Regions from separate parts of the Homo sapiens genome. Here regions 2 and 3 are each linked to region 1. Evidence: chromatin contacts called from ENCODE Hi-C or POLR2A ChIA-PET data. All regions are on one chromosome and are shown on one strand. The core of a region is the stretch at or near the end of the contact, and the rest is flanking DNA. Distances in the headings are between cores, read along the strand shown.

Region 1 (2,700 bases), core at 85-2,584:
GAGTTCAGAAGTGGGTTTATACTGTATGTACTAGGAATTGCCTGTTGAATTAAATTAACATTTCAGAAGTAACTATTTAAATCTGTATTGTTGACACTGCAGTGAAAGCAGCGAAACGTGTCAGCAGATGATTAAGTTTTATGGTTGATTTTCACACTTTTGTAACTTGGGACCAATATCAAGTTTCTGGGAAAAACATCCTTCCTCTCTCCCCACCCTCTATCATTAACCCCGGGTTTCTGCCTGTTGGTGTTAAGTGTGTCCTTGGGACAAAGGCGAATCAATCATTCGGTTTTCATTTTCCTCTTATCAATCTGAGAAGAGTTACTTCAGTTTTTTTCTTCCGGAGTCTAGAAAGCGCTTAGATTGTTGAATTATTACATATTCTGCATTGAAAAGTCTGTACGTCACTCGTTATTTTTTCCATTCCCAAGACCACCAGTTACTGGAATTATTTCTGGGTGAGTGGAACACCCTTTACAAGCTGCTAGAGGAGGTATGCCTGTCCCTAGGTTATTGGCTTTCCAATGCCTAGTCTTTTAAAGAAAGCGGCACTGTTCCCACGGAAATTAACAATCATTCAATTCGGAGAGACTTGAAATCTTAAGGCCGAAGTGGAGGAAAAAACTGGATTGTTATGGGTTGGGTTACTATTTGAGAAGGGCAAGCGGGAGTTAGCGAATGGCTAGGGTGTTAAAATGGGACTTTATTAAACGACTCATTACAACTGCACAAAAACTAAACCTTTGCTGGCCCCAGAGGATTTTTTTTTTACAAGCTTCAAAAACCTAACTTCAAACAAAATTTAGGAAACGTGGGATTAGTATAAATTCAGTCTGGGTGCTTACAAGACCACCTCCTCTGTCACCGACAGTGGGGACAGGTGTGAGAATTTTGCAAAAGCAGCTTTCAGAACAATTTTTCAGCGCTCAATGGTGCCCCTAACAACTTCGGGGGCGGAAAACACGCCAAGCAGCGCAGCCCTCCCCTCAGTTGCTAACCTTTCCCTTTCCCACCTCGCCTCTCCCTCTCCGCCGCGGCCTGCAGCCGGGGGGGGGGGCGTTTGTTTATGTGACGTCCGCCGTAGTAAGCAGTCCCCGCCCCCGTTTCCCTCTGGCCGCCGCGTTTCCCGCGCCGCGGAGCTTCTCCCCTTAAAAGGACAATAGAGGCCTCGGGAGCGCGCGCGGTCGCCGGGACTTCTCCCCCTCCCAGCCCGCAACGTGCGCGCGCCCGTATGCAAATAAGTTCGATTCAAGAGAATTTTGTGCCGGGAGCCGCGCGTGCGCAGAGGGAAAGCGGAATCTACACCTTCCCGGCCAGCGGTAGCAACTGCAGAACTGCAGGAGACTATCTTTCTAGACAAGGCAGTTGAGGAGGAGGGAGCGCTTGAGGGGGACTGGCCTGGCGTGCACTCCGCACCTCGGGGACATTATTGCGCGTGGAACGGCTGCTTTTGGAAGGTGAGTGACTCTCACCATGCTTCTAGTGCAAAACTGTCTCACGAGGCTTTGATTTCAGTGTTTTTTTTTTTCTCTTTTCACCTCCACCCACCTCCCCCCGTCCTTCCACATACACACAGGAAGTTTTGTCTTGGAGGTGGCATTGTTGGGAGCGCTGTTTTCGTGATCTTCAGACCCCAGGTTCTTTGGTACGCTCGTGTTTAGTGTGTATTTATTAATTGGGGAGGGTATTTGAGGCAAACCGAAAGTCTCGGGGCGGGGAAGTGAGTGGAGCCTGGGCATAATTGAGGAGTCGCCGGAGTTGAGGGATCCACGTTGAAGGTGACAATGACTTTTCTCCGCCGCAGTGTTCTCTCGCGGAAAGGAGCCCGGCGGCCGAAAGGCCCGAGAGGAAAGCGACTCGTTGGCCACCGCGCAGCGGCCGGGGTCGGTGCGTCCGCGTGGGCGCGAGGCGCGGGCAGGGTCGGGCGCCGTTGTGAAACCTCGTGGTTTAGTTGACTGCAGCCCTCGGACTAGGGTGGACAATAAACGCCATTCGCTCGGAAACTAAGTTGCCATCCGCTTCCGAGCTGGCGGCCGAGGGTCTTTAAATCGGCCTTTGGGGGTCAGTGCTGGGCTCTGCCGGAGCGCACGCGGCGTGGCGTTGTTTGCTCAACTCCGGAGGGATGCGGATGCGACAATGAGAGCAACACGCGGTCGCTTAAAAACAGCCCGTCTTCCACTCGCCTGCCCTCTTCGGACCGCGCCCAAGAGCCTCTGGTGTCCGGGGTGCTTTCGGAGCCCGAAGTTTTGCTCCCGGTGCGTTCACCTGTAGCGTAGGTGTGGGCGACACCGCGAGGGCTTCCCGTTTATGGGCGGCCGTCCGCGCTGTAAGATGGCCAGGGAAGCCAACTTGGCTGGAGATGGAGGCGGCGGCGTTGTGTACGCCGCGGGAGTCAGTGAACTCCGCAGGGCACTGCTTTTTGTGCTCTACGTGACAGACCACGTGCTTCGGGCTGCGACCCTGGTCCTTGTCCGAATGTCCAGCCCCGCGTGAGCCGTGGGATGCGGCCGCCGTCGGGCAGGTCCGGCCGGCAGGACAATGTGGTTTGCTGATGATGGCGTCTTGCCAGTTTAAAAAGCAGAGTGAAAGTCGCCAACTCTCCGCCCGTGCGGGGCGGATACTCCGGGCGTTTCTCATCAAGGACACTGCAAAACTTTGATTAAATGGGCCTGCTCCCGAGGGGAGGGTCGGGGGGCC
Region 2 (2,700 bases), core at 187-2,686, 6.1 Mb after region 1:
AGCCCCCTATTATTCTGAAAACTTGGATGTGTGCGCTGGATGAGACAGCGGTTGCAGTCCCCATTGATAGTTTTTTCCCCCTGTCATTCTAGGCTAAGGAGTTAGGACTTAACCAGTTCCAGTTCCAGGCTAATGGAAAATTGTCATTTTACTGGGGGTTATGTGGTGGCCAAAGTTGTTAATCATTGTTCCCCATGGGGTAGATACAGTGAGAGCTTCAGTAAAGCCTTTCCTCTAAAAGCCCACTATTTTAAGGTAACTTGGGATTACTGAACTATCTCCTTACCCCGATGAATCCTAACTTGAGTTGACTGAGGTGTTTTATCATTAAACATTAGTTTTACTGAAACTAATTTAAAAGGAAGCCTTAACTTTCATATCAAACAGCTATGGTAAACTGAGTAAGAACTCTGTACGAAGTCGCTATTAAAATGTTTTTATCTTGCTACCAGGATATGGATGTAAAATGCTAATAACTATTACACAACCTATAATAGTTACAGGTTACAATAGGGATAATAACACTTTAACCCACAAAGACTAGCTTAGTCCTACTACTTATCTATGAATAATGCATGTAGTCAATAACACTGGAAGGGATAGAGCATTATAAACTTATAATTCAGAGATGAGAAATGGTGCCAGTAATTTAAAAGTATTTCAGGTCTCATAATGCTAAAACAGGGTGTAGGTATGCCCTACAATTACAGAGAACTCAGTCGGGCTTGAGGAGAACAGCCTCACTTAATTGTAGTTTTCCTGTCGGTGTAAGGTGCCGGCGTTTCTTCATGTGGGAGGAGACTGAAATTCTAAAGGTTGTGTGGTTAGTAAAATTAGTCTGTGACCTCGGGAAACTAATGAGTCTTTGGGGCCTCAGCGATCTTCATGTTAAGGAATATTTTAGCCAGGAATTGCTTCATTTTCAATTCTTGTTTAGGGCGCTCTTAGGAAAAAGGACGCGTACGCTGCACAGAAAGTAAACAATAGAGCAGAAAGAAGAATCCGAAGGTCATTAATCTTAAAATAACCAACCCTCTGGAGCCAACTTATTTCTCTCTTTAAATTGCGGAATGAGCCCCATCCCCCTGCTGGATTAAACCGCAGAGGCCCAGGCCTCCCACCGGGTGTCCGCTGCATGAACCAGTCGCATGCCTGTTTCCTTCTCGAAACCCTCACAGAAAGACCCAACACACTCTAGGAAATAAACCGTCAACGTCAGGAGACGCTCAGAACCCTCTTCCCACACCCGGTGGTCCTCGCCCAGAGCATATTTCGCCTCCAGACCCCAGGATCCGGGAAATGGAACAAAACTCCCCGGCGGCGGCACTCACGCACTTTCCGGCACGCCGGAGCCGCAAAAGCCTCGACCGCTACGACTCCTCTGTCCGTCTACTGCGAAGCGGGGTGGCGTTGGGGGAGGTGGGCAACCTGTCAGTAAAGGGGGCGGGGCGCCGGCCGGAAGAGCCTCCGCGCGGCTGCGCTCTTTTCCTGGAGCTCAAGTGGGCGGGGCCTGTCGTCCGGGCAACCCGGGAGCGTTTGTCCACACAATTTCTGCTCCGACTCTGCGGACTACTGCAGTGGAGCTTGACTCTTAATGGTGAGCAAGGCAAATGAGGCAGACAGGTGGAGGGGCGACCACTGATTCTGCTTCACCAGTGTTAAATAATGTAATCAAGAGCCAGTCATATTTTACAGCGAAGCGGGTCGGTTTGGGAAATAACTCATACCTTGGGGTGGGTCGGCCCTCTTCTCAGCAATGGCTTTCCTTACCTGGACCAGGCGGACAGGTAGGAGTCCCAAACCAGTTTCTGCAAACGGGAGATGGTCAAAGCTGTCACACGGTATCCTGATCTCGAATGTTGCTAAGCTTGAAAATTGGTCCCAACCTAGTAACTTTCAGTAGTGATAGACGTTCCCACTAAATTTTCTTATTGCAACTTGGCGGAAATGTTTTAGTACTTCTCCAGCAGTTAATTAAAAGCTAATGCAATTTACTCTGCTTTGAAAAAATATTTTATGTCGTCTTTTGTGGGAATATGAATTGTTTTGTGATTCAAGGTTCTCATCCTGCATTAGTTAAATATGATAAGGCTTCTCATTTTGTTTTTCTGCACTCCTCAACTGCCATGTTTTCAGCAAGGAGACAGGCCAACATGTAGCTATGAGAGTATCTCTGATTTTCTTAAATGTGGTTTCCATCAAGACATTTTCTATAATTAAAACCAGAGGAAGTGGAGAATGTAATTACTTATTTAATTCATTAATTAAGGGAAAAATGTGGAGTGCATTCTTTGTACTTGGCACTGGGCTAGAAGCCAAGAATACCAAGAAGAACATGACGACAACTCTGCTTATAGGATACAGATTAAACAAATTAATTACAATACAGCTTTACAACTGTAACAATTGAAGCATCTAAAATGGGGTAACACACAGTTGGAAATGATGAAATTTCAGTGAGGGGAAACAAGGGAAGGAGAGTGGTGCTTTTCAACCTGTTTTAAAGTATAAATACGAGTTTTCCACATATGGTGGGAAGAAATAGGGAGTGGAGGCCTGGCGCGGTGGCTCACCCCTGTAATCCCAGCACTTTGGGAGGCCGAGGCGGGCAGATCACGATGTCAGGAGTTCGAGACCAGCCTGGTCAACATGGTGAAACCCAGTCTCTACTAAAAATACAAAAATTAGCCGGGCGTGTTG
Region 3 (2,700 bases), core at 15-2,514, 6.3 Mb after region 1:
GTGAGCCACTGTGTCCGGCAAACCATTGCTATTTTAAAACTAGACTATTTCTTAAACTCCTAAATAGCTTTCTCAGATAATAGTAGAAAGGGTACAATAAATCCAAAACAAACACAAGTCTGAAATTTTTCATCTCTAGCCTACCTTAAGCTTATATATTAAATATATAATTATTTATAATTATATAACAATTAACAAATAAACAATGTTTATTTCTCAAACCAAGTAACTTTCTATAAAAAGAATATTTATACTGCTAGAACAAGAAACTGGCTGAACAAAAGCAATTGTCTGATAAATGGCTAAATAAGTAAGGTTTATTTTTACCATATTAGGTTTCTAGAATGAAACAATTTTATAGCTAATCTGACATCTGTAATGTGACAACTGTCTTCTCACATAAATCTCTGGTAACTGTTTATATACTTTTGGGTAATACAGAAAAATGACAAATATTCCAATTTTTAAAATGCAAAATATGTATGTAGATGTATGTAGAGAATGCATTAAAACTTTAAAAGAATTTTCACACATTTGATATTTTGATATACACTGAATTCATAATTATTTTGCCCAACCCCCTAAAATTTCCAAAGAAAATAGACGAGCAAGGCCTTTTCTACCATATGAGAGGAAAAAAACTAGCTAATAAAATCAGAGTATAATATATAACAACTTGCAAGTTCAAATATACCATGCATACTAGATTTTTCTCCTTGTTTACTTTTAGAAATTTTGAGAAGTTTTAATTAATTTTAAAAGAAAAAAACAGCCACAGACAAAACCAGCTTATAATAAAAAGGCAAAAAGGGAAGTTAATGGTTAAACCCATGCATGCACCTAGCCACTCAGCAAACCTCTCTGAAAGCCCCACAATATTGCCTTCTCAAACCATTTCATTGTCATAAACTCAGGAATAATATCCTAGCTGTAATCTAGAAAAATGTCTGTAGTCCTATGCCCCGCCTGAGGGTGGACAAAAACTGGGTCATAAATGAATATTTGCTACTCACTCTTCAGTTTCCTTGTCTTCTGCTGAAGTGCCTGGCAAGTGTTCGATAATTCAGTATTTATAGTTTGAAGGTTCCGTTGTTCCGAAATTGCTTCCTCTAATTTATGCAGTAAAGACGTAGCTTTTTCACTGGCAGTGTGGGCTTCTCGATCTCGATCCTTACCCTGGACATGGATAGTTAGTGCTGGATTGTAGCAGTGTGGCCAGGAAAGAAAGCAATGGAGTGCTCACTCTTATGATGCAGGCAAAACTGAAAATGTGTTTTTCTTCTCAGGGAAGTGATAAGCCTCTCCTGAACTTCTGCAATTCTGTGTTTGCATGGGCTTGGTATGCCTGAGCTATTTCTACAGCGGTTAAAGTCCTGATATGTCAAGTTGCCTCTTTCTGCAGAGTCGCCTCTTTCATCAGCAGGCTGTTGATACCGCCTCTCTTACAACTCCCCCTTTACTTCCTCTGCTCACTGTTAGTCGCTAGGGACTGAACTTGCAGTTCCTCTTTGCTTTTTTTTTTTGTTTGTTGTTGTTGTTCCTCCTCCATTTTTATTTCATGGTTTGCAGGGCATCTGAGGAGATGTCCCCTGAATCTAATGTAGCCATGAGCCACCCTACCTGCTCCTCCACATCCTCCAGCCGTTGGCTGGTTTCTTGGAGCCTCTTCCTAAGGATGCCTTCCTGGTTGACAGCATCTTCCTGTAGTTGTTTAATGGCTTCTAGTTGTTTCTGACTGGAGTTAAAAAAAAAAAAAAAAAAAAAAGTCCAAACCGCAAGCTGTCAGTGACATTTCAACTAAGAGTCACCCTGTGAAATTATGACAAACTCAAACTTAACACCACTTCCTTAGAGATCAGAGGAAAAAGTGAAAGTATTTACATATAAATGCTTCACAAATATAAAATCTTAAGCAAAGCTTATTGGTCGCTTAGCCTGACACCCTCACTTTACAGATAAGGACTTCTAGTTTCATCTTTTACACTGGTGTGTTCAGTTCCCACCAGCTGCATTCATAGCACTTAGCATCAGTTGCCAGTTGCCAGTTACTCAGAAGATGGCTCTACAATGAGGTCAGGGTGACAGGTGCAACATTTACACATCACAGCTAGCTTTTACAGAAAAAGAAAGGAATGGGGTAAAGGTAGGGGGAGGGAAAAGAAAAGGAAAGAGAGCTTTGTTTCATGACCTTAGCCTTTCTCCTTAAGGGTTGTCAATCATAGTATAAACACGTGCCACGAGCACAGGAAGGACCGCCCCCAGGCACAGATGAAAGCTGGCGGTTGATATTTCTACTTTAGTCCTCTTTTTGCTGAAGCTTTTCTCCCCATCACCCTTCCCCACCACAGATCTCATGGTGCCATTACGTTACACCTCATTTGGATCCAATTCTAATCTCTAAAACATGTAAAAATGCACTTACTCTCTGTTAGCAGATGAGATTATTTAATGTGTGTTACATGCCAGTACCTCAATGATTATCTGGAAACAATCTGACTTGAATATGGACCTTAACTCAAAGTGGTGATAAATGTCGGGAGTTGCAAAACAGCAAGGAAGACATTGTCAGCCGTAGGCCTTGTGCATGCCTCTCAAACGTTAACATTTAGTCAGAATGCCACTGCACACTGGCACAAATCCAGCCCTGGTTACACGAAGGACCACATGAGAGGCAAGAATGGTCTCACAGAATGCTTACCA

What was found. Hi-C counts contacts between places; a loop is a spot of excess contacts on that map. ChIA-PET counts read pairs that join two places held with the same protein, here RNA polymerase II (POLR2A). Pooled maps may share reads with other maps.
Region 2: a pooled map shows a loop between it and region 1 (4-fold over the local background). The contact joins the promoter of ETFRF1 here to the promoter of SINHCAF in region 1. A Hi-C loop is called at or near these places in 4 of 50 pooled maps.
Region 3: a loop to region 1 is called in a map of CD8-positive, alpha-beta T cell, with 7 times the contacts of the local background. The contact joins the promoter of IRAG2 here to the promoter of SINHCAF in region 1. A Hi-C loop is called at or near these places in 2 of 168 maps with a recorded cell type or tissue (CD8-positive, alpha-beta T cell and naive thymus-derived CD4-positive, alpha-beta T cell) and 9 of 50 pooled maps. POLR2A ChIA-PET finds 5 or more read pairs at or near these places in 1 of 52 experiments (naive thymus-derived CD4-positive, alpha-beta T cell).

The regions. Positions count from the first base shown.
Region 1 is chr12:31,324,784-31,327,483 of GRCh38, reverse strand. SINHCAF (SIN3-HDAC complex associated factor) reads left to right here and starts at 1,334. Exons shown (of 6, transcript NM_001135812.2): 1 at 1,334-1,460. FLJ13224 (a long non-coding RNA gene) reads right to left here. Exons shown (of 1, transcript NR_026806.1): 1 at 1,539-2,700. RefSeq lists an enhancer at 1,314-2,245.
Region 2 is chr12:25,193,973-25,196,672 of GRCh38, reverse strand. It overlaps ETFRF1 (electron transfer flavoprotein regulatory factor 1), which reads right to left and starts at 1,436. Exons shown (of 3, transcript NM_001001660.3): 1 at 1,336-1,436. DNAI7 (dynein axonemal intermediate chain 7) reads left to right here and starts at 1,513. Exons shown (of 16, transcript NM_018272.5): 1 at 1,513-1,597. The coding sequence starts at 1,595. RefSeq lists an enhancer at 1,076-1,195.
Region 3 is chr12:25,051,270-25,053,969 of GRCh38, reverse strand. IRAG2 (inositol 1,4,5-triphosphate receptor associated 2) reads right to left here and starts at 1,264. Exons shown (of 22, transcript NM_001366544.2): 1 at 1,014-1,264. RefSeq lists enhancers at 1,390-1,759, 1,800-1,909.